Regions from separate parts of the Mus musculus genome. Here region 2 is linked to region 1. A link is a loop called in an ENCODE intact Hi-C map of the cell type or tissue named here. Cell type or tissue: gastrocnemius. All regions are shown on one strand. Each heading gives the region's core, and the rest is flanking DNA. Links, peaks and the distances in the headings are about the cores only. Region 1 overlaps Gm36920 (a long non-coding RNA gene). Region 2 has its middle 82 kb from the start of 1700025G04Rik.

The links. Peaks named below come from ENCODE experiments on the same cell type or tissue, not always from the same donor. Only the 100,000 strongest peaks of a DNase experiment are listed, where the experiment ranks them.
Region 2: a loop joins it to region 1, with 2.1 times the contacts of the local background. A loop is called at or near these places in 4 of 42 quality-filtered maps.

The regions. Positions count from the first base shown.
Region 1 is chr1:152,213,110-152,229,066 of GRCm38, forward strand. It overlaps Gm36920 (a long non-coding RNA gene), which reads right to left. Exons shown (of 8, transcript XR_001779484.1): 6 at 13,623-13,681; 7 at 11,402-11,550; 8 at 1,199-1,671. Among named protein-coding and RNA genes, the nearest start is that of Gm36920, 69 kb to the right of the region's middle. In gastrocnemius, for the core only: no CTCF peak of the experiment used is centred there; DNase peaks (open chromatin) are centred at 3,501, 4,480, 6,813 and 7,922; H3K27ac peaks cover 2,287 bases.
Region 2 is chr1:152,164,349-152,180,305 of GRCm38, forward strand. No RefSeq gene overlaps it. Among named protein-coding and RNA genes, the nearest start is that of 1700025G04Rik, 82 kb to the left of the region's middle. In gastrocnemius, for the core only: no CTCF peak of the experiment used is centred there; DNase peaks (open chromatin) are centred at 3,611, 4,094, 6,919, 7,207 and 1 more place; H3K4me3 peaks cover 810 bases; H3K27ac peaks cover 7,845 bases.

The DNA of each region.
Region 1 (15,957 bases), core at 3,326-11,325:
TCAACTTATTAACAGTAACAGAGATTGGGATGCATGCACATGGAAGGCAAGATGAAGATCAATTAGCTATGGACCTTAGTTGGTATGGTGACAATGGTAAGTATTAATATTGTGATGTAACCTGACTGTCTTTGTCAATAATTAATGTTATGCATGGATAAATAGATAAATTAAAAGTGTTGAAAGTCTAGCCAGGACACAAACAGAAAATGCAGAAAATCTGTGTGAAGGTTCTCAAAAGTTGCTGACTATCTTGAAAATGTTTCCTAGAGGAGAGGATCAATCTAGGGTCCGAGAATTATGACATCAATGTCTGTTTTGCTATGGATCCCTAGGGATTGCTGGTAAGCCAATATAGCTGAAATGGAGAATTGTGGATTCAGTAAGAGATCCTGTCTCAAAAACTAAGGTGGAGAGGCTAGAGAAAGAGCAGACCCTTGAGACATGAAGCAGGAACATTTGGGCAAACACAGACAAAGCTAAGGTCTTTGAACTTCAACAGTAACAGTGTCTTAACAAGTAATATTACAAATGAGAACCCCAATCCAGAAGAAGGACTGGAGAGCATGGTTTTGATGTGGGTGAAGGAAACCATGCTTAACAATTTATCTTGCACGATCAGCTTCAGATATAGGACTATGTAGCTACAATTCAGTAATATTTTTCTGTCTTGTTTCTTTGTCACCTTATATAAAAGGTTGGGTTAGTTATAGCTCAGTGGCACAGCATATGCTTAGAACATACAAGACTGTGGATTTGAACCCTGGCAAGATAAGTGGGAACTACCTCAGTCCTGTCAGCGTTCTTCCCAAGCAATGGAAACAGTCCTCAGTTAAATTATAGAAACACAGAGAGGTCTAAAAGCAGCAGCGACTATTACATGCATTCTTCCTGCCTTCCATGGTTTCAGTGCCAACAGTTTTCCATCCAAGGCTGATCACTCAAGATCAAAGTTACCCGAGAGAGTGCACCCCGGCCTCGGTAGTGTCATGTGTCCATGCCTTTTTCCAGTAGGACTGCACTCTGAGTCCACATGAACTGATGGAGAGTTGAGGTTCCTAGAAAATCCAGGAAGATTGTTCCTAGAAAAGGGAAGAGCTTGCACACATACACACACAAGTATGTACACATGTACTCACATGTGTGCACACAGGCACACATGCACATACATGCACACACACACACACAAACACGCACACACACAAGCACAGGTGCACTCGTGCACACACACACACACACATACACGCACACACGCACACACACAGTTTTAAGCCTGTCACAAAAGGTAAAGGACAGAATCTAGACAACGTGCTTACAGTTCAAAGCATTTTCTTCCCTCCCTGCTAGAGAATTAGGAGAGTGGGGACCCTGGCTGCCCTGGAGGAACACATGGTAAGAACTGACCCTCCACTCACTGTGTTGATCACTCATCTCTGGCAATCACTCCCAGAGTCTGTCTCATGTCCAGCCATTGTTCTGTGCAGTGAGAGATGCCAGCCCTACCCAGCCATGCCTGGTTTATAGCATTCTCTCCAGTTGTCTGCAGCATGAGCCATGAATGCCCTCCTTGTCTGTCCATCTCTGCAGCGTGAGCAGTGAGCTCTCCCAATCCATCCTTCTCCTTAGGATTCAACATCACTTTTCAAATGCACATCTTGGTTTTGAAATTTTCTAAGTGTATAGAAACATTGAAATAATTACAGTAAGCACTCATAAACACACCACCTAAATTCCACCGTTAGTATTTTAGTTCTTTTGTTTAATTGGGTATCCACCTGCAATCCACCCATCCACCCATCCACCCATCTATCCATCTCTCTCTCTCTCTATCCATCCATCCATTCATCCACTCATCCAAGCTTCCATTTAACAACACTGTCTTGATGGAGTTATGAAGTTTTCGTTTTGTATTTTTTTCTCTTTTGTACAATACTGATCCCAAATAGTTGTATCAACATTGGCAGACAAATGTCTGGCAGAGACATGTGCAACTCCTTGAGGCTGGACAATTTTTTTTGTTAATATTTTGACTAGAAAAAGTTTTTAAAGCATTCGTTTTTCATAAGAAGTAACAATCTGTTCTTTCTGGTAGCTTTCTTGACTCCTATTATTTCTAACTATGTCTCTAAAATAGATTTTTTTTTTTTTTTAGATAATTGTTTCGAAATGACAGGGAAGAGTTCTTAGAAAAAAAAATACTGGCTGAAGTGACTCCAAATTGGATTATCTAGATGGATCACTTTGTAGATGGTGGTGGTGGTGGTGGTGGTGGTGGTGGTGGTGGTGGTGGTGGTGGTGGTGGTGTTAAGTTTTGAACAATGCTTAGAAATTGTTCTACAATTATTAAAATGTGTTCATATCTGATTACCAAATCTCAGAGATGTGCAAGAAACTTAGAAGGGTATTTCCAGTCCTCAGAATTAAATAAGTGTCTCTACTTGCAAGGACGGTTCTTACTGAGATATCTGTACACATAGAGTTGTGTTAGATTCTTATGTGACTGAGTTTCATTATTAACTTCATGGTTTGGATTTAAGACCCTAAACTCAAGACTTCAGCATTTGAGTTCCAACTGATTTGTTTCTGTTTTTGTTTTTTTTTTTGTTTTTTTTTAAAGCCAGTTTGGAGCCATTGGTGTTACAGTGGAAGAGCCCTATCACAGGCACTTCTGCAGGACACACACAGCTTGGTGTCCACATAACCTGGACACATGGCACCTGCTCTTAGTGCCATTTCTTTGACCTGTGGCATGAACTTTATTACCTGAGTTTCATTTCAACGGATGCATGAGAATGAAACTATGTGGAAGTACCATAGGGAAAGGGGACTTAGCAGATGGCTAGAGAAGACTTGTCAGGACCTAGAACAACCCTGCCAGGGGGAGGACTGGTGGTGGTAGTAGTGAAACAGCCTGAAGGGTGGAATCAAACTGAAACAGAATGTCAGGACATGACAAAGAAAAGAGGGAAAGATGGAGCGAAGGCAGAGTTCTGGAGAGAGATGTAAAGACTCTGGATAAAAAAACGTGGGCGTGGTGGCGCACGCCTTTAATCCCAGCACTAGGGAGGTAGAGGCAGGAGGATTTCTGAGTTTGAGGCCAGCCTGGTCTACAAAGTGAGTTCCAGGACAGCCAGGGCTACATAGAGAAACCCTGTCTCGAAAAACCAAAAAAAAAAAAAAAAAAAAAAAAAAGATGTGTCTGGGAGCTCAGCTGGAACCTTAAACGAGCACAGCACTGTGTGGCAGGACAGGCTTTGGGTCATAGGACAGGATCAAAAGCGAACAAAGCTACAGCCATAAGTCTGAGTGATTCTACCACTACTCTCTCACACACTACTCTCTCCCCTGCACCTTTCCCAACACTATCCAAATTATTCTTTCTATATTCGTCATTGCCTAATGCCTCATGCTGGATATATCGGGAGAAAATGAACTCATCCATAGCTCCAGACAGGACTCTCTCACTTGCTTAAGCCAATTAGCACAGCCTGCTGCCTAGCCACTGCCAAAGATTCAGAGATGGCTCTGAGACCTGTATTAAAATGCTTAGAAGAGAAATAGCCTCTCCCACATGATGTAGTCTTGGATGGGAAACGTAAAATTGCTAGAATCATGGTGAGTCCATGAGGAAAGCCAGCTGAAGGATGAAGCATACCCTTTAAAGGCAGAAAACTCAGGTCAGTAAAAACTTCATGGATCCCCTGGGCCAGCCTCTGTTCAAGTTCCAAAGATTCTAGAACTTAAGAAATGTATCTTTATTATTATTTTAAGACTATGTTTCATGTAGCCTGGGCTTTTCTTAAACTTGCCTTATTGCCTAGGAGAGGCTTAACCTCCTAATCCTCTTGCCTCTACCTTCCAAGTTCAGGGACTGCAGACATGCACCACCCTGTCTAGGTGACTTTCTTATTGAACAGCTACAAATTGTTAATGAGAATGGTGTATACCCTAGAACTATTGGTAACATGGGAAATGGTGCTGATTTGATTCCCTAGTCAGGGAGTATTGGGCACATAGGATATGCTCAGTTAAAATGTATGATGGGAGAGGGGCTTCACTTCCTATAATACACATTCTTGCTAAAAATCTGATATGGGACACAAAAGTAAGATGTTACAGGTTTGTCCTAGCAGAATGGGTGCCAGTGAACATGAGCGGCACAGTAGAGTTGAGGTAAAAATTACACGGCATGTTTTCTTCCTGTTTCCTCTCTCTTCAGACACGAGGTACCTGAGGACATAGGAGAGAGACTAGGCAATGGAATTTTTTCTAACTGCTTTTCTTTCAGATTGTTTCTGTTCCTGGAATCCAGCAGCATAAAAAAGGGGGCGACACCGGCATTTCCTCACTTTTCAGGACAGAGTGGTCTACCTAAAAGGGAAAAGAACTGAGTGCTGTATCAGATGTCAGGCCTTGACACTGCCCCATCCAGGAAAGCAGGAAGTCTCTCTCCACGCAGGCTTTCCACTTCTGGTAGTGTTGGCTGCTTTCCAAAGTGGGAAGAATAAACCAGCACAGCCTTGCCAAGATGTCTATAGCATCCTTCAAACACATCTTCAAATCTTCAGAAACACTCAGGGCCTGGTTAAGGAAGAAATAATGCTCTATGGGAACCCCCCAGCACCCTGCCCTGTCACCAAACAAGGTTGGGATGTAGCTGTTGGTGTGAAATGCTGAGACTCAGTTGCTCTCGATCTTAGACACATTTCAGAAATCAAACAAAGCTCCACTCTGCTAATAAAGGAAGTTGTAGAGTCACCACACCAATCTCCAAACTTGTACATCATCATCATCATCATCATTATTATTATTGTTGTTATTTTATTATTATTATTGTGTGTGTGTATGTGTGTGTGTGTGTACTTGTTTATGGACCAAACACATTGATATTTGAGCCTGCTGATTTCTTTTGCAGAAAGCCCTGTACATTGTTAACCAAGGGTGTGCATAACCTTGAGGGGTCTGTGGTGCTGGAAGGCAGGGTCAGTGAATAGAGTACAGTGGATGGAGCAGCTCACAGTGGGAAGGAGACAAACAGGTCAAACAAAGAAAGGGAGCAGCTAGCTTAAGGCCTTCTGCTCTGAGGTGAGATTTTTAAGAGCTAGGAGGCCTGGGTGTAAACAAAGGCCATAGATGAGTCACAAAGTCTATCCATGGTGACTCTGGGACGTGACCCAGGGGAACGTGGGTAGTGATGTCTCACTGGCCTGTTGTTATAAGTGCTGAGTACACAGGTAAATAAGAGACCCCTGACCTCCTGGGTTTACACTGTCATACAGATTGTTCAAACAGAAATCTGACACCCAAGAACTATTGACACCCAAGCATTGAAGAGTCGTGATCCTGATGTTGGAGAAGCTTAGAGGATGCCTATGAAGTTGGGAAGTTGGGGTGGGAAAGATCAGTGGGTTTCCGCTGGGTTTTGTGGAGAGAGTAATGCTGAATGGCTGTGTACAGAAGTGTAAACACAAGTCATGGGTTGAAGAATAGGCAGAAGTAGCCTTCTGTTGATTCTGGGATATACATGGACCCCCTACATGCTCACAAATCCCCGCCCCTCATCTTTACATTCAAAGCATGAAATCGAAGTATTTGCAGGAGTAAAAAGAAGACATTACTAAGGAGGGACAGATGCTCTAGAGTTTCTGAAACAGAACAGCCCCGCTGTCACGCAAGCTCTATGTGACACCTGTGTGTGGCTTGCTCTCTCAATAGAGACAATATTTCATTAGAAAGGCAAGTTCAGGCTGTAATCAGCAGACTTCAGGAACTTGTGAGCTGCAGCAACACCATCTTCTGAGATCTGAGTTCACTTCAAGCACAACTTCCAAGGGCGTTTCCCGAGTGTCTCCTCAGGGCAGGACTCCGGATGAGAAGGAAATTAGTTAAGGAGTGTATCATGAGTGCAGGACAAAGCTATCCATCTGCCAGTTCCCCACCCCCCAATCCATTGGCCATATTCCTTCCCATCATGTACCTGAGCGTTACCCTGTGAACCACAGGAAGAGAACAGAAATGAGAAAGGAGGACTGCCTCTTGTCTGAGTCACAAATCCAAGAGCTCTTCCCTGGACCTGCAGCATGACTTCCATCATGACAGTGAACCACATCTCTTGAGAAAAGCAATGACTGATGTCATCTGAAGACTAAGGTCCCATGCAAGATGAGGTCAGCGACAACTCAGCTGCCTTTTAAGGTAATGTTCTGTCTCTGATTTGCAAGATCTGAAAAGCCTGTCACACATTTAGCCCTTTTTATCTCTCCCTCACCCAAAGGCCAATGCCTGGAGAATGGCACCTCCAGGAGCCCACTCCAGGCATGGCATAGACAGTCCCTTTTGTCCTGACCTGACTTGTATGTTGTAGCAGCTTGTATTACAAATGCTGATTGGGTCCCCAAAGAACAGTTTGCACTAGAGGGTCTGCACATAGCTTCTGGGAACCTGCCCCCCAGTTAATTCTGATTAATACATAAAGATGCCAGTAGCCAATAACTGAGGAGAGAAAGAGGTGGGGTTTTAGGTTTCCTGGGCTTGGGACCAGGAGGAAGGAGAGAGAGGGACCTGCCCTACCTTGGGAGAATGTGTCGAGAGGAGATAGAGAGATTGGAAGAAGGAGGGAGGGAGGGAGAGGGAGGGAGGGAGGGAGGGAGGGAGGGAGGGAGGGAGGGAGGGAGGAGGAGGAGGAGGAGGAGGAGGAGGAGGAGGAGGAGGGACAGAGAGAGAGAGAGAGAGAGAGAGAGAGAGAGAGAGAGAGAGAGAGAGAGCGCCACGGGGTAGGGAAGCAAGGAGAGATCCCTGGGCTTGGGGCCAAGAAAGAGTGGCCCAGAGGGCTGCTTAATTGGGTCCAGAGCAGCCAAGATGGAACGTAGACATTAGTAAGTAGTAATTCAGAATTATCTGTGGGAGGCAGATTCTAGCAACATGGAGGCTAGGCCGTTCCCCTGCTATTGTGCTGCTTAAGGCGAATTAGAATATAAAAGCTGTGTGTGTGTGTGTGTGTGTGTGTGTGTGTGTGTGTGTGTGTGTGTGTCTCACATTCAGGAACATAAACCACTAAGGTGGGAAGCAACCCCACAATGGGAATTTATAATAAAAATATTACTAGAGCATATCTCTCATTTCTACCCCATTAGCATTTGCACAGTCTGTGTCCTCACCCACTGGCACTATTTCTTCCAGTATTGGTTACCACTGCCCGATGGGGACTTTCTCGTAGCTTCTTAACTGGTCTCCTTTGCTCCTCCCCATGTGATCCTCCACAATGGTCAGAAATAAGCCTTCAAAAACACAACTTTGTTCACACTACCCACCCGCTCTTTGTGGCTTCGGACATAGGGCTCAACAGTTCAATTGTCACAGACTAGTTAGTCTTCATGATCTAGCCCTTGCTGAGCCCAGGGTTCTTATGCCTTCTCACATCTTCTGTTTCTTGCATCTCATAGTCTAACTGTGTCAAATTATTTCCATAGTCTCAACATGCACCCTACTCCTTCCCACTTCCACGTCTTGGTCTAGACTGCTCGTCCTACATGGGATGTACTCCTCAGTGAGCATGTCTACCTGGTCAACAGACATCATCTTTGGAGGCTCATCTCAAGAGGAACCAGTGAGCTCTTTTCTGTCTGCTGTTAGTGAGGACTATCTCTAGCCCATCTCTCCTCTCAAGCCTGAGCAGTCTTGTGGTGCCCTATATTCCTATTTGCTTCCTGGCATCTATGTTCACCCCAGTTTTGCATCTATACTGCCATTGCTAACCTGCAGAAGTGGCCCTAGTGAGGGGCTGCAAGACTGGAGGTGGAAGAAAGGACCACCTTGTGCCACACTGTGCCTGGAGTGAGCTCGGGTCTGCTGTTCTAATACCATCTAAACAATTAGTGTCTGGCGCGTCTCCTGCTCCTGGTGTCTCCTGCGCCTGCCGGCATCCTTCCAGTGGTACCTCTCCACCCCCTTTTCCCAGCAGCTGAATCCGGTCTGCAGTTTCTCCAATTCTGGCAGAAAGCAGCCTCTTTATTTCCCCCCGCTCCCCAGAGAAACACCAACACGAGGCAGCTATCTCCTACAGGTTTTGTCTATATGACATCGACTTTTACACTTTCAATCACTAAGCTAAAAACTGTATCAAGTTAACAGTTCTTTATATTAAAATCACTGCATTAAAATAGCTGTACTTTAACATCCCCTGACTGAGTTCGGCATGATTCACTTGCTGAGCTAACGGTGGATTCTATAGTGTGATGGTGTCAAGTTTAGATTTTTTTTCCCCATAAAAACACCAGAGGGGGCTGGAGAGATGACTCAGGTAGTAAAATGCCTGCCAGGCAAGGATGAGGGCCTGAGTTCAATATTCAGCACCCATGTAAGAAGCTAGGTGTGGCTGCACGCATCTGTGACCCTGGCCCTGGAAAAGCAAAGACAAATGAGCCCCTGGAGCTTCTGGGAAGCCTCCGTTCGCAATTGTGCGACCTCATCTCCAAAGCAAAATAAAACATCAACAACAACACAACCAAACAGCGGCAAAATGAAATCAAGGTGGATGGCTTCTGGGACACAAGCTCTATGGTTAACCTCTGCCCTCCACAAGAAGGCGCACACACATGTACACACACAAACACATACACACTCACAAAAATAAAAATGTATTGAAAAGAAAAAAATGAATTAAAAACAAAATCTTTAATGAAGAACTTGCTACAGAACTTTCGCTGAATTTCAGTGCCTTGGCAGGGAGTATCATTCAGATACCCTCACTCTCTAGCTTTTTAAAAGCATCTAATTTCATTCATTCATTCATTCATTCATTCATGTATGAGAGTGGTACACGAGTACCAAATAACTGTGGAGATGGAGGGGAACAACTTGTGGTAGTCAGTCCTCCCCCCAACCCCCCTGTGTGGATCCAAGGGCTTGAACTTAGGTTTGTGCTTGGTGGCAAGTGCCTTATTGGCTGAGCTATCTCACTAGGCCACTCTCTAGGTCTTGACTTTGTGATGTTTTCTTTAGAGAACTTCTGTTGTTCACTTTTACAGCATCTTGACCAAAATCTTTGTGTCTAGTACTACTCTGGACCAACTAACAATTCCTCTTGTTTCAGGTCTCGTGACTGGGTCCTGACCCAAGCAGCTGTTCCTACTCTTTATTGGGTGATCATTTCTGCATTTTCTACTCTTTCCTCCTGCACGCTGAGACTAGGAACCTCTCATCTGTGTCTATGACTCCCTCACAGTTCTTCAGATAGGATTCAGACAAGCAAAGGTGTGGATTGCATGATGGGTAGCAGGAAACCCCTTAGCTGTGTTTGTTCTGCTGTCACAGTACCTGATTGACACATGGGGACTGGGAGTAACCCAAGATCTTCACAGATGCTTCTATCGTTTTTCCTGTGTCTACTGGCATCTAGATCTTTGAAGTACCATCATTATAGTTACCACTGATGGTGACAGAGGCGGTGCTAGCAGGAAGAGCCCAGTTGAACTAAGATTGGATCCAGACTCTGAGTCTGTCACCCATTCTCTGGATGCCTCTCAACGAGTAACTTAACATCTCAAATTCTTAATACCCTTGCTATAAACTGGAGTTGTAAAAATAATAATGTGTATTCACTGAATGTTATGTACTAGAAATGTTCTTAGAATTACTTATGTATTAACTAATTAAATCTTCTCAAAGCCCAGGAAGGGATTTACTACTATTACCCTCATTTTATAGATAAGATGGTCAATCTCAGAGCTAAACATAGTACATGGCTGTGATCCTAGCACTTAGGTAAAATTCAAGGTCATTCTCAGATACATAGTGAGGTTAAGGTTAGCTTAGGCTACACAGAACCCCCATCTCAACATACATACATACATACATACATACATACATACATACATACATACATACATAAATGATGAGGAAGAAGAGAACCATCTCAGAGAGGGTAAGTAACCTGCCTGACATTATCCAACTAGGAAATTTTTGAAGCTAGTATGTAGACATAGGCAGTCTGGCTCCAGGGTCCAACTAGCTAGTTGTTGCACTTATGGTATGCCTTTTTCTATGTTGAGTTCTACTCCATGTAGAGTTCTGTTGAGGAATGCACTTGTGACTTCTAGGTGGCTGCTTTCTTGCTGTGTCTTCAAGGGTCAGAAAGAAAAGTCAGAGCAAACTTTCTGGTATCTCAACTCGAGGACTTCATCCCCATGACCTCATCCCCATGACCTCATCCTCATGACCTCATCCCCATGACCTCATCCCCATGACCTCATTCAAGCCTGGTCACCTCCCAAAAGCCTCATCTACAAGATGGTTTCTATTACATGAACTGGGACTGGGGTCTCAGGAGATCACAATTCAGTCTCAAACACAATTACCCAGATTGTCTTTCACTGAGTTCACATAAGTGATGGAGTTGTGGCCTGTACCAGGGCTGTATAGATGGGAGGTACTCTAGTAGCCACTCTTGCATCCTGTAATAGAATCTAGAGAGAGCTCGAATTTAGAAGCTCAGGTTAAAATTAGGTTTACCATTGAAAAGATCTAGCCGGTACAGACGGCTATTTTAGTTCCGAGCAATCTGGCAAGAACCCCTGCTTCAAATCGTGGCAGGATGTCTTCCTGACATCTTTAATGGTCAACTTGGTGAAAGGTATTTGGTTCTGTCATGTTTATTCCATGTTCTGTTGCTAAGGAAAAGGTGACATAGCCAGATAAAAAGATGGAAGGTGAAAACTGAGCCATGCACAGGAGGCCTCTGGGACAAGTCATCTGACACATCTCTTTGCCCTGCTTGATTTCCTTCCCAGAACTGACCAGCACTTGACACCATACAATCCACTTAATTTATATGTTGTCTGTTCTTTCACAAAGAAAAGCCATGTGAAAACCAGAACTCTATCTGTCTGGCTCCTGGCCATGTCATTTCCTCCTTAAACAGCTTCCTTTGCACAGCAGGTCCCCAGTCATCACTTTTTGGATGAACAATGGGCAATATATTCAGTATTACTTTTCCAGAAAAAAAATGCAGGCAGATTCTGCATGAATTATTGTCCATACCCACTTATCCTAAGATTCTGATGACACAACCTTAAAATGTGATCAAGAGAAAACTGCCAGCCAGTGTGAAATGAGAGCCACATTTCCATTAGGTCTGAGAACAAGGGTTGTTTAAGACCTGATGGGCAGACTGGAACTCGCCCAGAAAAAACGTAAGGTCAGACATGAACAAAACCGCAGGGGTAGTAATGGTTAGCACCTTGGGTAACAGCCACTGCTCAAATTTCTTTCCGAATTTAGTTCCAGCAAAAATACTACAACAATTAAGGTTTAGAGTAGCCCTGTACTGTATTTCATCCTTTTGATTCTCTAGAAGCTTAAACCCAAAGTTAATATCCAGTCAAAGTCAGTGTGTCTTAGTTACCTTTCTACTGCTGGACAACACATCGTTTCCAAGGCAACTTGCTAAAGGAAGTGTTTAATTGAGTTTATGGTTTCTGAGGGCTGGAGTCTGTGATAGCCAAGCAGAGACATGGTGTCAGGAACAGTTGAGTGTTCTGTTACCATCTTGATCTATAAGCAGGAGGCAGAGAGAAAATACACCAGAAATGGGAATCTTTAGAAAACCCAAAGCCCACCCCTAGCGACACACTTCTTCCATCAAGGACATATTTCCTAATCCTTCCCAAAGAGTTCCACCACTGGAGCCAAGTATTCTAACATATGGGCCAATGTGTATGTGTGTGTGTTTGGTGGGGAGGGGGGTGCATCACTCTCATTCAAACCACAAGGAATATTGTCCTAGGCTGTGATATTAGAATAGATATGTATTTTCTTGCTTTCTTTCTTTTTTTATTTTCTTGCTTTCTTGTATGTGCGCTCTAGCTTTCTTTCCCTTCCTCCTTTCCTTCTTTTTAATTTTGCAGTACTGGGCACTGAACCCAGAGTTTCATGCCAGTCAAAAGCTGAGTCACTCCATCTGCATCCCAAACACATGATGCTCACATGTGTGAGCTGTCACTCACAGAAAACCCATCTACTCCATCATCACTCACCAGTGGTGTCATTGTTTTGTCACTGATACACATGCCCCGACTACGTCTACAAATATTTCAAACATCTATTTCTATTTTAATAAGTTCATCGCATTACTTGTTACCATTCACTTTAAATTTAGAAAGTGGGATGAATGTTCATAGCTTAAATAGCCAAGCAAAACTTGTGGCCTAGAAGGCTCTCTCTACTTCCAAATCACTTACCTAGCATGCAGTTCTTCCCCACGACCACCTCCCATCCTGTCGCTCACCCTGCATGTGCAGGAGTCACATTCACTTCATCTGGTGCTACATGCACTAATGACACACCAAACAGACCCGGTCCCTTGTATTAGTCAGTCTCTTCAGTATCCCCCAAAGGGTGGGCTTTAGGTTTTCAGTATTCAGTCTAGCCCAGGGCAATTCACTAGGATGAGCAGATACTTCCACTTCCTGCCACATTGTCCTCCAAATTTGTGTCGTGATGAGACTACATTGCCTACTTCCTCAGCCTCTCGCATGGTTTCATACATCTTTGGTTAAACTTTTCACCTACTTTTCTTCTTGTCTGTCTTGCAGACTCTCTGTCCTTCTGATATCTTCAATTTAGTGTGAGCCTGTTGACAAAGCATCGTAACAGCCTTCGGCATGCCTGGCACTGTGTCCTGAGCACAGGGTACCGGGCTGAGCTTTCTATGAGTTTGTTTGACTCCCAGAATGCATCACTTCTCCCAATAAGTTTCCCTCAGATACCACTTGCTCCCCTACTCTTTTGACTCCAGTCCACACTGTTGAGCAGGGTTTGGGGCTGCTTAAGTGTATGACTTACTTAGTCTACTTGTCTCTAGGTCCATGGAGAGAAGGAGAGGTGTCCCCTCTGTATCTCTGGGCAGCCAAAAGTAGATGTTGGAAAAATGTGTACAGACTTAGTTGAATAAATAAAGTACATGAGAAATTAAAAGAAAAACTAGAACAGGGCCTCTTGTATAGTGTGTGCTCACTGAAGAATCTGCTTAGTGAGAGGAAAAATGAGATTCAGAGACACTCAGCAGCTCATAGCAGAAGAAGACTGCCATAGATGGGTGTGTGTGAGTGACAGCTCACACATGTGCGCATCATGTGTTTAGGATACGGATGGGGTGACTCAGCTTTTGACTGTAAGCATTTAATTTGGCCCAAGAAATATTTTTTGAACATAAACTATAAATATGAAAGCTGAACATGTGGTGGAGCTTATTAAGACACACATATTGACTACTTGTAAAGCAAACTGCATAAGAAATTTGGACTCCGGGACCCAATGAATTTTGGCTTTTCCCACTATAAGATCCTCCTCCACTTCCTGATGTAACTTGAGACTTTGACTCACCTCTAACTCTACCAGACAGTTTATGCTAGCCAATTAAAAAAAAAAAACAACATTATGAATAGGCTACCACTCTTTGAGTTGTTAAGCAGTGGGGTCCAAACATTGCAAGCTAGCAACCTTCAACCACTGCAGGATATTGCCAATATCCTTGATTACCCTTGGGAACATGGTGGTAAGACTCTATTGCTGAAGACACCACATAATTTTATCACACAACATGGATAAATCAAGCTGGTACTTACCTGGGAACTTCATCCCTCTTGGCTAGCTTCCATGAGGCTGGAAAGCATCATATACATTACTGTAGAAAAAAAAAAGTCATCATTAGTGTTACTCTTGTGAGCTGTAACCATGACTGGCCTGACAAGACATGCCCACTAGTGCAGTAGTGGCATATGCTATAATAGTAACCAACCTCTTTCTAGTTAGAGCTAATGAAGGCTTGCTTGCTGATATGTGACCCCTATTTAGCATTATTATCAAGGCCAAAAACCTGTGGCTAGATAGGTCATAGACTCTAAGGGAGAACCTAAGGCTATTATTTTGCTTAAAGGACATAACATTAAGATGACTTTTTACTATACTCATAGATCAATGCATCACTCAACACTCATCAAAGAAACTTCCCTTGCAGTAGATGGAAATTAACTTACAGACCCGGAACTGGCCCACATGCAGAGAATAAGATACTTGGACGTTCTCAGCTCCCAAGCGAGCATCTTACAACCACCTGTAACTCTAACTTCAGGGCTTTGACACCATCTTCTGGCCTCTGAGGGAATCTGCATTCACGTATACACACGCACATGCACACACACAAAATCTTTTTTAAAGATCGTGAAACCACTTTTTAATTTACTTTCAAATCACAACTAAGAGCTTTATTCATCCTTAAAGTAAGGGGAAACAGTCAGCAAGCCACAAAACGTTTATGTTGACTCCCACACAATGATCGGTTTGGGGCTATTTGACTTACTGAAATGGCAATATTTTTCCATGACAGTGGTTTTCAGCTCATGGGTAGAGACCCATTTGTGGGGGAGATCACATTATCAGATATCCATATCAGATGTTTACATTATGATTCATAACTGGCAAAATCACAGTTATGAGGTAGCAATGAAATGATTTTATGGTTTAGGAGTGACCCCCACCATGAGGAACTGTATTAAAGGGTTGCAGCATTAGGGAAGTTGAGAATCACTGTTCTCTGGCCCAATTTTTCCTTTATGGTACGGTTTGCCACAAGTCATTCAAAAGCAAATCCCTTTGATTCCATGGTCCATTCTGAGCTCGTTCTCCTCTGGCCGCTGTTCATTTGTGCTGATTCCCACATGCATACTGTGCTTCCTTCTGATGAAGACCGAGAGGCTCATCACCCAGCACAAGGAGGCTGGGTAGCTCATCTGGCAATGGGTCCACTAGTGCCCTGAACTGGCTCATAAACCTTGTATTGATCTTTAGCATCTCTCAAAGTAAAAAATACCTTCAATAGGGAGAAAGTACAATCACAGAGCCACACTGAATCAGAAGATCAGGAATATAGCTCCACCCTGAGTTGCAGGATACTGGTTTCAGGAGATACAAATGGGGGCCTGGGAAGGACAAAGCTGAGGGACTACTTGGTGGCATTATAGGCAGTGCGAGCATCTTAGTTAGGGTTTCATTGCTGTGAAGAGACACTACGTCCTCAGCAACTCTTACAAAGGAAAATATTTAATTGGGTCTGGCTTACAGTTCCAGAGGCTCTGTCCATTATCATCATGGTAGGAAGCATGGCTTTGTGCAGGCAGACATGGGGCTGGAAAAGAGCTGAGAGTTCTATATTCTGCTCCACAGGCAGCAGTATGAGATGATGCTCTAGACTGGAGATAGCTTGAGCATATAAGAGACCCCGAAGCCCGCCCCCACAGTGACACACTTCATCTGACAAGGACACACCTACTCCAGCAAGGCCACACCTTCTAACAGTGCCACTGCCTATGGGCTAAGCATTTAGACACATGACTCTATGGGAGCCATTCCTATTCAAACCACCATGGCAAGGAAGATGGACTGTCTCTATTCTAGATGCAAAGAAGAGGAGACTCTGGAGAAAGGAGGCAGTTCCCCTGACCTAATAATTAGAGATGGGGACATGTGATTGTACCTCATCTCTATTGTGAAGAAAATTAACACTTGGATCCAGAGCTTTGAGAATTCAAAAATAAGCTTTCATAATACTTAGCCCCAGAAAGAAATGGAATTTCTGAAAGATTGTGAGCTACTTGCCCAACGGAGCAGTGTTTCTTCCTCTTTCCTAGTTTCCAGATAGTACATTCTTCAGGGCCAGGATGATATCTAGTCTGCTCTTATATCACCCTTCCCCCTGCCACATACCCTGCCAAGGTCATAAAAAAATACTTTATGCTTTTAGTGAAAGTCTAGCAGATAATGGATCACCTCTTCACACGGTGGACACCTGACAGACACGACAGACACAAGGCAGCGAACCTGCGGAATGATGGTAATTCTGGGTGTGGTGACTGGGGGGTCCCTAATGACTCGGCATCTACTAAATTCGGCTTGGGACGTACA
Region 2 (15,957 bases), core at 2,973-10,972, 49 kb before region 1:
CAAACGTGGACAAATCCAGGCCCTAGGTGTTGGAGAGAGAGATGTCAGCAGGTTTGCTGGCAGAGCTGTACATCAGTGGGGCATGCATGTCATTTCTTGCTTCTGTTTCTCCACGTGACTGGAGCCCATCACACGGTGTCAAAGTTGCTGGGGCCTTTCCTGCTCCTCAGGAATAAGTGATATGGACCTTAGGTGGGAAACACAAAGACAAAGAGCCCAGAAAGGGAGGTTGCATTCTGAGTCCGGGAAGGGGCTGCCTGTAATGAGCAGATGTCCCGAGACTGCGGACAGAGTCAGGTATGCTCCTGCTTGGCTCCTGTTGAGCATAGCTGTATGTAGCTAGAGGGGGAGCCCTTTCATTCTGCCTTGGTTAAAGATTCTGGGGGTGGGGTGGGGTTTCTGTGCAGAACCATCTTAACAGGGAAAGCCACAGAGACAAGCAGATGACCAGGTCAAGTCATGTTTTCCTACATGAGCAGGAGCCATAACAAAGCACAAGTCTTGTTCTGAGCACAGTTGTGCTACTAGATAACAACCGAGAACAAAGCGGTTTCTCCTGACCCAGACCCCCGTTGGACAGATGTCTTCACCGATAGGAGAGTAGAAGCAAGCATTGGGTCCAGGAGTGAGGGATAGGAATAATGATATCATTTCTTTATAGAACATCAGCTGTCTTACAGCCACGTCCCTTTGCTTATTAATCCATCTGAAATTTCCCAGGGGATTTCGAGCTGGCTCTCTGCCTGCTGATGAATCTGTAACTCTGAGATAATTAACTGTAATGGTTTGGAGACAGACGCTCTTCTCAATCATGGCCCGGTCTTGGGCTGCCAAACACCATCTGCACCTGGGTGGTAGGCTAACAGCATCCTCATTTTATTCCAGTTTTCCCTTCCTTCATTTTTTTTTTAAAGTGAGGAATCCACTGTCCTCCGTGCTAACCAGGGAGCCAAGACAGCTCTAAATTTCCTTCTGTGAAGCGAGGTGATAGGGAAGTGGGGGGAGGGTAGTATGTGGGAAAAGCTAAAGGGCTCCCTTCTCGGAGACCAGCATACAAAAAGCCTCTCTATTCCTGGCCACCTGGACTCACCAGGCTCATTATATGAACGACCAAGGGTGGACTAGGCAGTCAGCAGACCAAAGAACATCAGAGAAGGGAGTTCTTATGTGATCTGCTCCTGGTGCCTGTGGAGGGAGAGGCAGGAGGCTGCTGGTAATTTTCCGGGCACTCAGCATGCACCACTGTGCCCCTTACACAAGCACAATGGCCATGTGGCTAAGTAGCCAGATGGGCTGCAGTCCAGGCAAAGGCAAGGGAGAGATGATGGAGTCTGATTCGTTGGCTCCTTAGCCTTACTGCTGGCCCTCTGTCTTTTGACACTGGATTTACCTTTCATGAGTCCCCAAAGGGAGGGCGCATCCCAGCTGGGTCCTCGGGAAGCTGTGGATTTGCTGATTTGCACAGTCCTTGTGCATATTTTTATGTGGGCAAGCAAAACAGATGGCTCCATCCACATAGCTGAAAACCCAGCTGGTTCTTGCCGCACTAGGATGACCCGTGTTCGGGGATCCGAGTCTTCCCTGCCAGAGCCTTGGGCAAGTTGGGAAATATGTTTGTCTTTGAATTAATAGAGCACAGGCAACTAAGGTCCAAGATGCTACAGTTCCCTCCAGGCCCTGTGGGCTGTGGGAGTGCAGGAGAGGCAGTGTTAAGTACTTTACACAAGGCAATATTCCTTCTTGGAGTCCTTTACTTTCTTTCTTTCTTTTGTTAATTAGGCATGTTAAAAACTCACTAAAAGATGGAGTTGTCTCCTGCTTGTTTGTATGTGTGTGTGTGTGTGTGTGTGTGTGTGTGATGAGTGATGGATACATGTGACGAGGTGTGAACATGTTTTGAGTGTGTGCGCACATGTATGTAGAGGTCAGACGTTGACATTGGGTGTCTTTCTCAATCACTCTCTCCCCCCTTATGTTTTGAGACAGGGTCTCTCACTGAGCCTGGAGCCTGCAGACTCAAATCCACTGGCTGCCCAGCAAGCCCCAGGGGATGCTCCCATTTCTGCCTCCCTGGGATAGGATCACAGGAGTGTGCTGCTGAGACCAGCTTCTTCTTCTACTTTAAAAATGTGTGTCTTCTCCTTTTCTTGGTTAGGCCAAAACAGACCTAGCAAGAGAATTTTCCAAGGCATAAATAATATATATATATAAATTATATGTATGTATGTATACATATATGATATATGTGATATGTGATATATGATATATGTATATGTATATGTATCCTCCCCCCACTTCCCTATCACCTCACTTCATAGAAGGAAATTTAGAGCATATGTATTAACCACAGAAATTATCCTAGGTACTGAAAATTCCAAAATGAATGGTACACTATCTTCATGATCAGAAACCTTAGTGCCTAGGGGAAGAGAGATGATGAAAAACAGAATCTATGGAGAAGGAGAAGAGGAAAAGGATGATGTAATAGGGAATTGAATGGATGGGGACATAAGAGGAAGAACTTACTTTCCTTGGGAATAGCAAGACCCAGGTTTTGAGTGGCATTCCTTGCAAGAAAGTAAAGCTTTATCTGGGGCATAAGGTCCATCGACATCTGTAGAATGTGGAGGTGCAGGGGACCATTCACTGCTCTCCAATGCCAGTCCCCTCAGAACCTTCCTCCTAACCTTTGTCTAGTCGAGTGTGGGCCTGCAGAAATTGGCCCCATCCCCTGCTTAAGACAGATGCTAATTAGACAAGGTTAACAACTATAACAATTACATTCCTATTGTCTTAGTTTGGGTTCTTATTGCTATGATGAAACACTGTGACCAAAAGCAGGTTGGGAGGAAGGGGGTTATCTGACTTATCCTTCCACACCCATAGTCCATCACTGAAGGAACTCAGGGCAGGAACCTGGGAGACTGGAGCAGATCATCAGAGGCCAGCCGTGAAGGATGCTGCTCACTGGCTTGCTCCCCATGGTTTGCTCAGCCTGCTTTCTTATTGAACCTAGGAGCATCAGACTAAGGACGACCTTACCCAAAATAGGCTGGGCTCTCCCCAACCAATTAAGTAATTAAGAAAATACTCCACAAGCTTGCCTACAGCTCAGCCTTATGAAGGTGTTTTCTCAATTGGGGTTCCCTCCTTTCAGACTATTCTAGCCCACGTCAACTTGACATAAAATTAGCCAGCACGCCTATGAATATTGGATTTAGACACAGCTACATGTGTCAAACTGAGGCCATCGATATGTGATGCCTACTGTGGAACATTTAGGGAAGTTTCTTTCCCAGTATGGCAGCAACACATGAAGACGGGATCCCCCTGTAGTCTCTCAAATATGGCCCTTTACATTACAGAAGGCTCACAGGAGAGGAAAATAGGAAATACCCACTGAAGGGCTTTGGGCTCCTCAGGGCTTCTGCTTCACTAGAGCAAGGAAGGGAGTTTTTCCTGTGGTCATGATTGGCACCATGGTACATCCAGACTCAAGGTGCCCTTGGCTTAGGGTGTAGACATCCACATAGGCAGATGAGGCTATCAGCTCTCAGAAGGGGGTGGCTCTTTGGCAGACAACACTTGGTTGGAGTGACATGTCTGTGGGTGCTCTGGAGCCTCACCCAGCCTTCCCAACCACGGCCATGTGCTTAAGCCATGTCCTCATCCACTGCTGAGACCAGCGAAAGGCACGCTGCACTTACCATAATATCTCTGAGCGCTCAGAAAACAAGAAACTGCGGTACTGTTGCAGACAGTGGGGAATCCTTCTGGGTACCCTGAATAGCACAAGAATCTGGAAGAATAAACCCCCGAGGGTCTGTTTCCTTATCCCTGCTGAACTGGGAAGCTGTTTTGCATTTTTTCTGTTTTTATATCATTTCTAACACTTCTTCATTCAAGTTTTTCCTTGTGCTGCTGTACTTGTTTGGGTTCATATGTCCAGTACGGCTCTGGCTGGCTACAGAGTCTGCACTTGGCCTGGCTACTCCAAATTTAGCTTGCTGACCCCACAGATACAGTCCTCTCAGCTGTGTGTCTGTGAGCTTCTCTGCTTTCAGCTGGGCAGGGAAGTGGGGCTGGGCAAACCTCCAGGCCTTTGGATTGACCTTCTGCTCAGATAAGCTTTTGAGGATGTCTCTACTTGGGGAACAGTGACAGCTCAAGTTCGTCACTGGGTTTAAACTTGTGCCTTTGTGACAGACCAACAGATTTAGAGCTGACGTTATAATTGGAGTGAAAATGCCCTCATGTGACTTGAACTAAACAGACTTCCTCTGATTAGAGCCACAAGGCCAATTAATCGCAGGATTTCAGGCAGAAGTTCTAGAGAGGCACCAAGCCATCTAATCCGTGTGAGATAAGTCAATCAAAGATGGTCTTTGGCCTATGTACTTATGTAAATTAAGTTCAATTTCATTTTGGCAGTTTCTGTAGTGTATAGCCGGAAAGTGTAGTAAAATGAGACATATTGTTTATCATTTACTTATTTGTCTATTTATTTGTTTATTTATTTATTTATGCTGGGGACATAATGTAAACCGGAAGCACATGAAGCAAACTTCTACGCAGACCTAAAGTCCCAGTGGCTTTAGATTCATTTGGCCCTAAAGTCAAAATCTCTGCTCCCTTCCTTGTTAGGTGAGGCTGTTATATATTTTCTCTGATCCTCAGACTCCCGACTGAATAATGCCTATCTCATAGGACTATTGTGAAAGATCGGATTAGACATAGGTCAGATGTCCTGAACATAATATATGCATAGGAAGTAGTATTATTTCTAAGTCCCCAAGGGGAGGGAGCTTCCGAGCATGCTCTGCAGGTTCATTTTACAAGGTTGGAAAGGAAACCGTGTCAAAAAAAAATTATGAAAGTTAGTGTTAGCCAAAAGTTTTAGGGGGCTCGGAGAGATGCCTCAGTTGGTAAAGTGATTTGATACTCAGAATCCAAGTAAAATAGCTTGTGGACATTCACCTGTCACCTAACATTGGGAAGGAAGACACAGGAGGATTCTTACAGCTTGCTGGCTGTCCGCTGTCCTACAGCTTGTCAGTGTTGCCAAACCAACACGCTCCATTCAGTGAGAGACATTGTCTTAAATGCACAGTGTAAAGAGTAATTGAGGAGGCCAACCGACTTAGACCTATGGCCCTCGCATGCACATTCACACATATGAGCATGCGTTTGCATACTGTCAGCACGCAGGCACTCAAGCACACACACACACACACGCACGCACGCACGCACGCACGCACGCACGCACGCACGCACGCACATGTGAACACACAGAGAGAGACAGAGGGAGGGAGGGAGAGTCTTGTATACATCAGACTCCTCCTCTAGAAGCATCCATATGTAATGACTCATTGCATTCTCACAATGCTCTTTATCTCTGTCCCTCAGATGAAGACCCTCAGGCACAGAGGAGATTAGCTCGCCTTTCTGAAATGGGGATTCAGCACATGCCTGAGCTACTTGAGTCCTTTTCAGGGGCTGGTTAGCTTGAGGAAAAAAAAAAACATTCATTCAGCCATTCTCATTATTCTTGGATCTTTTTCTAGACTGGTCACATCGTTACCCAAGCTTAAGAATGTCCCCTTGTTCCCTAAAAGTGATGTATGGGGAGGGGCGACGACGATCCATTCCGATTTTCTCAAGCTAAATCCCGGCCTCTCCCAGATCAATAGAGAAACATGTGCGTAGTTCTGGAGAAAGCAATTTCTGATTTATCTTTGTGATCATTTCAGGTTCATATACATGTGTATTATATCAGCAAAATGAAACAGAAAAAACCCAGTAAACAAGCAATAACAAAACGACCAAACAATGCTCCCCCAAACCAGGTAAGTATGAACTCATCAGAAAGAAGAAAAGTCCTCTGATCCCATGTGGCCTGAGCCTGTGGGAACGGCATGGAAGCAGACTGTGGTGGCCAATTTGTTCAGGTTCAGCTTCACTTAAACATATGAATTTAATTACCTCTGAGGGCTCTGTTCACCAAATGATCTTTGAGCATCTCTTATGCTGTGAGACACTGAAGGACTCAGGACTAGAGAAAGACTCTGTGCCTTAGGTCAGGTTTGGAGGGACTTCCTTCCCAGCAGGAATCTGAAATTTAATGTTGGGTCACTCTCCTCCAAGGACCGCCCATCAGCCACTGCTCTTAAAGTCTCGCTCTTGGCTACCTTTCACCCACAGCTTCACTTCCTCTTCTTGCCGTATTCCTGACTATCGGTCTTGTCTTCATTCAGTACTTACCTGGTCCTCAACATTTAATCCATGGGACTGGGTTTTTATTTTCTTAAAAAAAAAAAAAAACAGTTGTATTATTTAGCACAAGCAGGCCTTGTCCTCTTCATCTTCTTGGCTTCCATTTCTGAGTTCTGAGGTTTCAATGATTCGGCTAATGGACCAGGAAGCCCAACAGTACCACACCCACGTTTCTATCCTCTGAGTGCTGGGACTACAGATGTAAGTCACCACAACAGGCCAGCATTCGAGCTTCAGGTCGTACAGTTACATGACATTTTATCAACATGCACGTGCTCCATTTCACTCTGTGCCCTGGTTCTCTGCGTAGTCCCTCCACTCCACTTTGTCCTCATCGCTAACAACCCATGGTATCAGAAGCTGGAGTACTGTGTCAGGCTCTGATCACACAAGTCCTACTGTTATATGATCCAGACTAAATTTGTAATGATTTCTCTGTTTTTTTTTCTTTTTTCTTTTTTCTTTTCTTTTTTTTTTTTACCAGTTTAGGCCAAGCATGGAACTACATGGCAATGTCCTAAGTGCCTCCAGTCTTTCTGCAGGTCACACTTAAGACACACCTGCTTAATGAGCACGCTCGTCAGTCTTGAGCTACTATGAGCCTGTGGGCTGCTACAGGGGAGCCATGGCGCAATTACTGCCGGGTAGTTCGAGCTGCTACCTGGGCATCCGTGCCTTTGTTTACGGCTCAGATGAACAGATTTTAATGATCCAGAGAAAATGAGCACAAGCTGCTGCTGCCAGTTAATATGAATTCTGAATAAATAAATGCAAATGGAGTTGTGGGTGACAATGGCTCCCTTTTGATTCTGGCCTCCTTCGTCTGTTTTTTGCATTAGTGGGCACTCTCGATGAAGGTTGAAAGAACTGTTCATGCTGGAGTCCGCGCCAGCCTTTCACCTCTGAGCATTTTGACACAGCAAGGTGCAAGGGAGCCCTTGTCAGGGCTCCAGGAACCCTCCCCACCGCCACCAGCTGAAAGTACATCCTGTCCTAGCCTGGAAACACCCGATGAGATCCACAGTCTCAAAACGTGCCATTTGCTTCTATGACAACGCCAGAAACATGCAAACATTATACATTTTAGCAAAATCCCACACATTAGAGAGCAAGTTTCTGACTATCTGAGATGTTTGGTCGTGGGGTTTTTTTTCAGTTTAATTTGACATCTTTCTTTCAAGTCTAGCATTTCAAACAAAAAGGAAATTCATTGCCTTGGGCCAAATATTCATTTCTCCAGCCTCCTAAGGGAAAGATGCTGCAGAATTCTGCAAAAATTTGCTACCTGAGATTTTTCTCAAAAACTTTCAGTAGCCCCCTTTTAACATATAAAAAAGCCCAAAGCCATGAGGCCCGGGCAGTCTAATATCCTCATAGACAACCTCCACAGGGTCTATATTTTTTTTCTCTTTTCCTAAAGTTTATGATTGAATTAAAGAACATACAACTACCTCTGCAGGACACTTTTCTTTTCTTTTCTTTTTTTTTTTTTTTTTCAGATCTGTCTGCTTGCCAACACCCTGCAAGATCTCATCTCTGCCTTCTAAAATTCTGTACCCCGTGTAAGGCCACGCTCTGAGCTAATGGTCCAGAGGGAAAGGGTGGTGACTAAGGTGTGGGTGGGGGCTGGAAGCGCTGGAAGGGATGGATTGGGGTGAACCTTGAGCAGAGGTAAGACCTGGGCATGCGGTGGAAGGAAGGGCAGAGTCTGTGGAGTGTGGAGCTAAACAAAGCCACATGGCTGGCAGGTCTGCATGTGAGAGGGTATGCTGATGTCTGGAAGGGAGAAGGCCAGCTGATTGAGAAGACCATGGTAAGGGGTGATTGAACAAGAACAAGGGTGGCAAATACATTTCAGTACTCTGAATGAAGGCCAACAATGAGGAGTTTTAGGAAACAACCATAGGGGAATTGCAGGAAAACTAAAACATTATTAGGGCACATCAGAGGCTCTCAGATAAGGCAGGGGCAGGCCCGTCTCTATGTGGTGAAGGTAGATTGCAAAATTGGCTGAAGATGCCAGGGGACAAAGGGAAGGCAAGCAAGGAGGTCTGCACTGCACTGTAAGGGGAAGGGAGGGACAGCCAAGGAGGGACAGCCAAGTAGGACGGAGGAAGGAGCAGACAGCTCAGAAGGAGACTTGACACTGAAGGAGAAGAAAGAGCCCACCATAGAGAGTGCATGGAGTCAAAAAAGGGTGTCATCTATCCACCTCAGAGACCTCTTTAGCAGGGAAGGCTGATGTCTTTCTTGAGGAGATAGAAAATGTTTGGTCTCTGAACATAGTATTTTTGGACATTGACCAGATAATTCTATAGTAAGTTCATATATTGATTTTAAAAAACCTCATTATATATCTGTAAACTGCTAGTGCTGTAATCCAGAAACAAATAAGCACAATTTTTGCATTCAAATGCCACAAATACATTTTGGCAGGTCTGGTCATAGGGAAGAACAGTAGAGACCAGGAAGACAGGAGAGTCCCTGGGAAGGCTATCCAAGCAGCGGCCTGCAGCAATGGCTGGGAGATGTGAGCCAGGGAAGGAGCCGGAAGTGGGAAGGGAGTCAGAAGCTTGGACAGAGGTGGACGAGGCTGAGGCACAGGGCTTTGATGTGGGGACTGATGATTGAAGCATTGAGTGATTTGCAATCTGTGTGCCAGCTTAATGCTTTGATAAGTTACATTCCAACCCCATCTATCACCTAAAAGATAAGTAAAAAGGAATATTAATCACAACCCAGGATTAAGTGGAATTAAAAGGACCAGCATTGGAATTTGTTGTAAAGAGTGAAGACATTTTCACTATCTCTCCTGGGATGGATCTGAAACTCTTCTTTTAAATTTATTTTTTATTTAAATTTATCTTTATTTGTTAATGTCCTTGGTGTTTTGCCTGCATGGATGTCTGTGTGAAGGTTTCAGATCCCCTGGGAACTAGACAGTTATGGTCTGCCATATAGGGACTGGGAATTGAAGCCAGGTCCCCTGAAAGAGCATCCAATGCTCTTAACTGTTGAGCCATGTCTCCAGTCTGATCTTGAACTCTTTAATAAGGTGGAGACAGATAAGGCAAAACTATCCTTTGGGGAGGATACAAATGTGAGTTCAGGGTTAGTGTGAAAGAGGAGACGGCAGGGACAGTGCTGTTGGAAGTAAAATCACACCATGGCCTGCAGCCCTTATAATATCCATAAGGGCTCATATCTAAATCAGTTATCCTAATGCTATCTAAAGATCTGGACAACCAAGGACTTGGAGTGTAGCTCAGGGGTAAATTCTTTGTCTATGATGCCCTGGGTTCAATGCCCACCAATACAAAAACATAAATGAGGATTTAGAGGGCTGAAATTTTCAGTAGAGATTAATGACAGTCTTACTGGTTATTGAAAGCATACTGAGTGCCAGGCACTATGGCAAAACCGCAATGGCTGAGAGAAAATGCAGCAGAGTAAGTGGATACCAAACCGATTCGAGGGCTAGGGATGGAACTTAGCTAGAGTGCTTGCCTCGCAAGAACAAAGGCCTGGGTTCAGTCCCCAGCACCACATAAGCCACACGTGGTCACGTGGGAGACAAAATCAGGAGGATCAGAAGTTCGAGACTTGTCTTCTACCACATAGTGAGTTCAGGGGTAGCTCAAGATACAGGAAACCTTGTCTCAAACAAAAACAAACCATGCTGGCAACAATAACAAAACAAGCAACCAAACAAATTCCCTCTTCAGCAACTGTTCTCACCCAACACTTCATTGGGGCCAGACGCTCCTCGGGTCCACCATGCATTCAAAGATTAGCTGCCATCAAACCACACTTCTCAGGGGTGTGAATCAACAGTAATTCCACAGGAGAGAAGGAGTGTGGTACAGGTTAGGATATAGTCTTCTAAGGGGAGGTTTCTTTTTCCTCAATGAGTCTTCTAGTGCTTTGTACATTTTGAGTTAATTAGCCACTGGAAGCATACGGCACATTGTGGTACAATCTGTCACGTAAGGAAAGTCTTTCTTGAATTCCAGAGATCCTGGTTTCCTACATTGCAGATGGTGCCTGAGCATCCTCATTACGGAGCCAGCTCCCTAGATGGCTGCAGTGGCTACCAGGGTTGATAAATGACTATTTTAGAGCAACGTCACTACCAGAAGGTGGACCTTCAGACTGGCCTTAGACCAAAAGATGAAATGATCATATTTATCAACAGGCATTCCACCATGTCCTGTCATCTGATGTGCCTTTGAACCAGGCTCATTTGCTCACGTGCCAGGCAGTGAGGAATGGGAGTTGTAGACTCTAGGGTTCTGCTTCTAAGTCATTAACTCATCCTGGTCCACTTCACTCTCACTCTGTCCTTTGCTTCTCCAAAGAAATGAAACACAGAACAACCAAGGGCAGATGTCACCCTAAGGCCATCAGAGGCAGGGCGCCTTATTGGGCTTCTTGGAGACTGGCCCACTGAACCTGCCAGAGAGCCTCTGGCTAAGGATGGTGCATGACTAGCAAGGCCGGGCTTTGCTCTGGGTGTGCCTCCTTTCTATTTTAAATGGATTCCGTGTCTCTGGGTGCCTTGTCATTGATGTGCTACACACAGATGACTGGATGAGTAGATAACTGGTCTGCCCCATTTCTTCTGATCCAAGAAAACTCACTGGTCATGGTAGCACGGTAGGGACAAAGTAGAACATCTTAGGGGATGGAGGCAGCTGCTGATTTCTTAAGATCGGGGATCAGATATAAATTTAGGGCTAAGATTATAGCTCAGTGTTGAAATATTGTCTAGCACATGCAAGCTGCACACCTTCTTTCTGATTGGACAAAGGCGTTGGCCAGCCATGCCTTTGCATCCAAAAAGTATCTGAGTAGCCTCAGTCTCTCTTCTCTTATTATGCATCCCATGAGGAAGGAAGAGGTGAGTAACAGCTAATGAACTGAAATGAAGGGAAGGGGCCATCCTCAGTTTCTGCACTAACAGAGATGCTGTGTGATCATGGAGCACCTGGGTACCCAGCCCACTGTCCTCACCTTGATGATGTAGGAACAGAGCTCCTTGAAGCCAAATGGCTAAAATCCCACAGCTACTGGAACCAGCATCCTGACTTCTTCTTGCACAGGCAGTATTTATGCTCTAGTCCTGCCACCATCTTGACAGCCCTTCCTCTGAAGCTGGTCCAGATCCCCCTGTCCCAATCAGCTGTGCCTCCTGGAATCAGACACTTGATTCCAAGGGCTCGGAGTGTCTGAGTATACAGGGACGATTGCTCTGATATCCTGATACTCTAGGTATGTGTCCCAGGTCCTGGTTTGTTTGTTCCAGGGGTTTATTTCTGACCATGACCTTCCGGTCTATTTTTGACAACTTGAACACATTCTCCCATTTCACATGGCTCAGTCTGGTTCCCACCCTGAGATGCTAAAACTTCTGGCATTCTGAAAACTCATTTTTTTTTCTAAGACTTTCAGCTTCCTTGATGTGTCTGTTATGGAAGAAGACTTCTGGATTCTAACTCTAAGCCGATAAACTGAAGCCCAATGTTAAGCTTAATTGAATCATCTATGAAGATAGTTAAAATATATCTCGGAAAGCAGAGTTGTGATTGCTCCATACTTACTGCCTGGCCCCACCCTTCACAGCAAACTTAGGACAGTGTCCCATATTCAACATCTTTGTGCCTGTAGCTCTGTAGTAGGTGTAGCACAAAACAAACTAAAGACGTGTTTTGCTCAGTCTTGGCCCTTGTGGGAATGTCAATTTAGCAGCATTTACATAATCAGAATCTGCTTATTTTCTAGGCAATACCAAATGAATTCCAATAATAGGTGTCTGTGCCCCTTTAAGATAGGGATCCATTCGCACCAATGGGCATTCTGCCTGTTATTTTTGGTCACTGCTCGTATTCTCATGTCTGTACGCCTCTCATTTTTGCGTCTTGTCTATCTATTTCCTCTGAACTGAACCAATACTTCCCGAAAGGAGGAGGGAGGCCACCTAGGACTCAGGAAGCTCAGAAAGTTAGAAACTGGCAGGATCCCCAAGGTCGGTAAGCAGTAAACAGCCTTTGAGGGAGCAAGGACTCTCTGGTGGAGCTGCCTGTAAATCCTGCGGGGGACATTAGGAATACAGCCCTCACGAGTTATCATCCAGGCTGAGGTGGGTTTCCTGGCCATGCTGCTGCATCAGTGAATTGTCAATGTTCTCATAAATAACCTCAACAAACTCTCTGGTTTACCAAGCTAGACTTGGGTGGAACAATGTCTATGTTGGCACTACTCAGGGGGGAATAGGCATGTGTTCAGATCTCCCTTGGAAAGGTCTTGCAGCTGTGTGCAATGATGGATGGTTCATGGAATTTCCCTTAGGCAGATCCCTGCCCTGCCAAACAACATTCAATCCACGTCTTGAGGCAGAGAGCCGCACTCATCATTTTGGCTTCTGCTTTATCTTCAAGACCCAGATTGGTGGTTATCTTTAAGTTGTGACCTGATGGCTGACTGTCATGGAACCACCCTCTTCAATATCGGATAGCTGATTCCTGCCCTCATTTTCTCATACTAAAGTGTCATGATATAAGTCAAAAGGCAACTGTAATCCTTGTGGAGCAAAGCCTAAGTAGCCGTCAGCAGACCCTGGGGATTAGATCATTTTGATACTTGGCCTAGAGATAGGATGTATTCCATTAGCTGATATTGACCAGAGTGTCTGTGACACCACCCTCATCTCCTTAAAAGACAGTCAGAGGAGTCTTCCCAATAGTCGAGGAGTGCTCCTGACAGCCAAGGGTTGCTCCTGACTGCTGAGAAGTGCTCCTGGTGGTCATCGCAGTTCCTCTAGACTAACAATGTCTGAAACCAGACTGCTTAGGTCAGTGTTTACAGGCAGAGCTCTTTTGGGACATTGCCTGATCAAGGTTCTGGGAACACAAAATATTTATATAATCCCCGGGGGTGAGGCTACTGAAGAGCCGGCCAAGGTGAAATCCCAGCAAGGGGCTGGGATTCCTTAGCTTTCTGTTTGCTTTCTTGCCAGCAGGAAGAATAAATGAAACAGTGGCCATCCCTCAGAGGTCGAGGGATGTAACTGTAGCCAAAGTGATGAGCAGTGCACATCACCAGCATGTGTTCAGATGAGGGATGATATATCACCAACATAGCTCTGAAATAGCCAACACTCATGGAGAAACGGTTGGGTCACATCCCTCAAATTTGTCTCATTTAACAGAGCTCTTGAATATTGGTATTTTATGTCTGAGTTTTGGACAGAGCAGTTGCATGGGTTCCCATGTTTCGAAGCTTAGCAAGTTGTAGAACTGCTCTACGCTAGAGCAGGCCAGGTGTGCACAGGCCTTCCTGTTTTCCTCTCATGATGCTGCCTCTCTCCTGCTTGGCAAGGGTGCCTTGGAAGGATCACATCCAAAATATCACCAAGGCAGCGGGATGGAAAAGTGGCAGTGTCAGGAGTTCACATGGGGAAAACTCAAAGGGAAATGGATGCTTTCTCCAGCAGAGGCCAACACACACACACACACACACACACACACACACACACACACACACACACACAGTGTGTATGTGCCAGAAATCACAGTTCTCCAAATCAAAGGCACAGACACCCTTCTGTTCCCTTCTGCTTTCTTGATTACCAACAGTTTGCAATGTGTCCCAGCTGCAAAACCCAACAGTTTGAGACTGCAAAACCAAAGTTAACAGTCAGATCCAGAGAAAGTGTTTCAAATGAGAAAATCTTAGCCTTTTTCCTAGAAAGCACACACATACACACACACATACACACATACACACACATATACACACACAGAGAGACAGAGAGACAGAGAGACACACACACACAGAGATTCTTCTCAAGGTATTTATTTGAAATAAGTTTGAGGCAATGAATCACAAAGTACAGACGTCAGATATGAGGAAATGCTTGTGCCTTTAAAAGGTCACAGTCCCATCCTCCTTCTTGGAATGGTTTGCATCCTTGACCTTACTGAAGCCATAGAGTCTTTGAAATCACCCTGAGGACTTCATTACACAGATTTGCTTATATCCATCTTTACTCATTTATTATTTTAGTTTAGATTTTCTTGTATTTATATGCATGTGTGTGAGGGATCAAGCCAGTTTACTTTTAAGTGGCAAGGTTAGGAGTCGAACTTACATAAGCAGCGTGTGTGTGTGTGTGTGTGTGTGTGTGTGTGTGTGTGTGTATGTGTGTGTGTATGTTATGTGCACTGTCATGTATGTGGAGGCCCAAGGCTGATATCCTGTTCTTCACTTTCCATGCTGGTCACTGAGGCAAGTGGAATCCAGAGCTCACTAATATGGCGAGTGTAGCTAGCCAGTGGGCTCCAGGGATCCTCTGTCTTTTTTTTTTTAATTAGGTATTTTCCTCATTTACATTTCCAATGCTATCCCAAAAGTCCCCCATACCCTCCCCCCCCCACTCCCCTACCCACCCACTCTCCCACTTTTTGGCCCTGGCATTCCCCTGTACTGGGGCATATAAAGTTTGCAAGTCCAATGGGCCTCTCTTTCCGGTGATGGCCGATGTATTAGTCAGGGTTCTCTAGAGTCACAGAACTTATGGATAGTCTCTAGATAGTAAAGGAATTTATTGATGACTTACAGTCGGCAGCCCAATTCCCAACAATGGTTCAGTCGCAGCTGTGAATGGAAGTCCAAGGATCTAGCGGTTACTCAGTCTCACACGGCAAGCAGGCGAAGGAGCAAGAGCTAGACTCCCTTCTTCCAATGTCCTTATATTTTTTTCCAGCAGAAGGTGTAGCCCAGATTAAAGGTGTGTTCCACCACACCTTTAATCCCAGATGAAAGGTGTAGCCCAGATTAAAGGTGTGTTCCTTAAACTCGGAGATTCAATCTTCTGGAATCCATAGCCACTATGGTTCAAGATCTCCAAACCAATATCCAGATAAGGATCTCCAAGCCTCCAGATAAGGGTCACTGGTGAGCCTTCCAATTCTGGATTGTAGTTCATTCCAAATATCGTCAAGTTGACAACCAGGAATAGCCACTACAATCCACCCCTTGTCAACTTGACACAAATAATATCTCATGTTCACATGAAACAATAACAAGGTTATGAATACGCCTAACATGATATAACTATCCCTCGTACAATCGCAAACACATTTGTAAATTTACAATGGGCATTCATATTACTTTATAATCCTCGTTTCTGCAACTGGTTACGTGGCCTTAATTGGTATTTATAACTACCTTCCTCTACTACCCATTCTGTATTTCCTTCACCTTCAGCCAGCACCTCAGCAGGTCTTGGCTCTTTTCCTGGAGGATTGACCCATACCTTCATTCCTGATGGGTCTGCATCCTTGGTCATCCTGCTTGGATTTGGCTGTTGTAGTTTCCCATTGACTTTAATCACAGGACATGGTAGTACTAAGAGACGTCCTAAGGGATCTCCTACACTCCAGACATAATCTTGCTTACCACCATTGTGAAGAGGTAATCCAATTTCCCCATGGTAATCTGGATCTATCACCCCTCCTAACACTGTTATTCCTTTTTTAGCCTGTTGGTTTAAGGGCATTAAAAGCCCAAAATGACCAGAGGGAAGTCTGAGCTTCCAGTTCAATTGAATGTTTGTTGTAGCTCCTGGTAGGAGCACTCCCCTCTCTGGAGCCAAAACTTCTAAGCCAGCAGAACCTAGAGTTA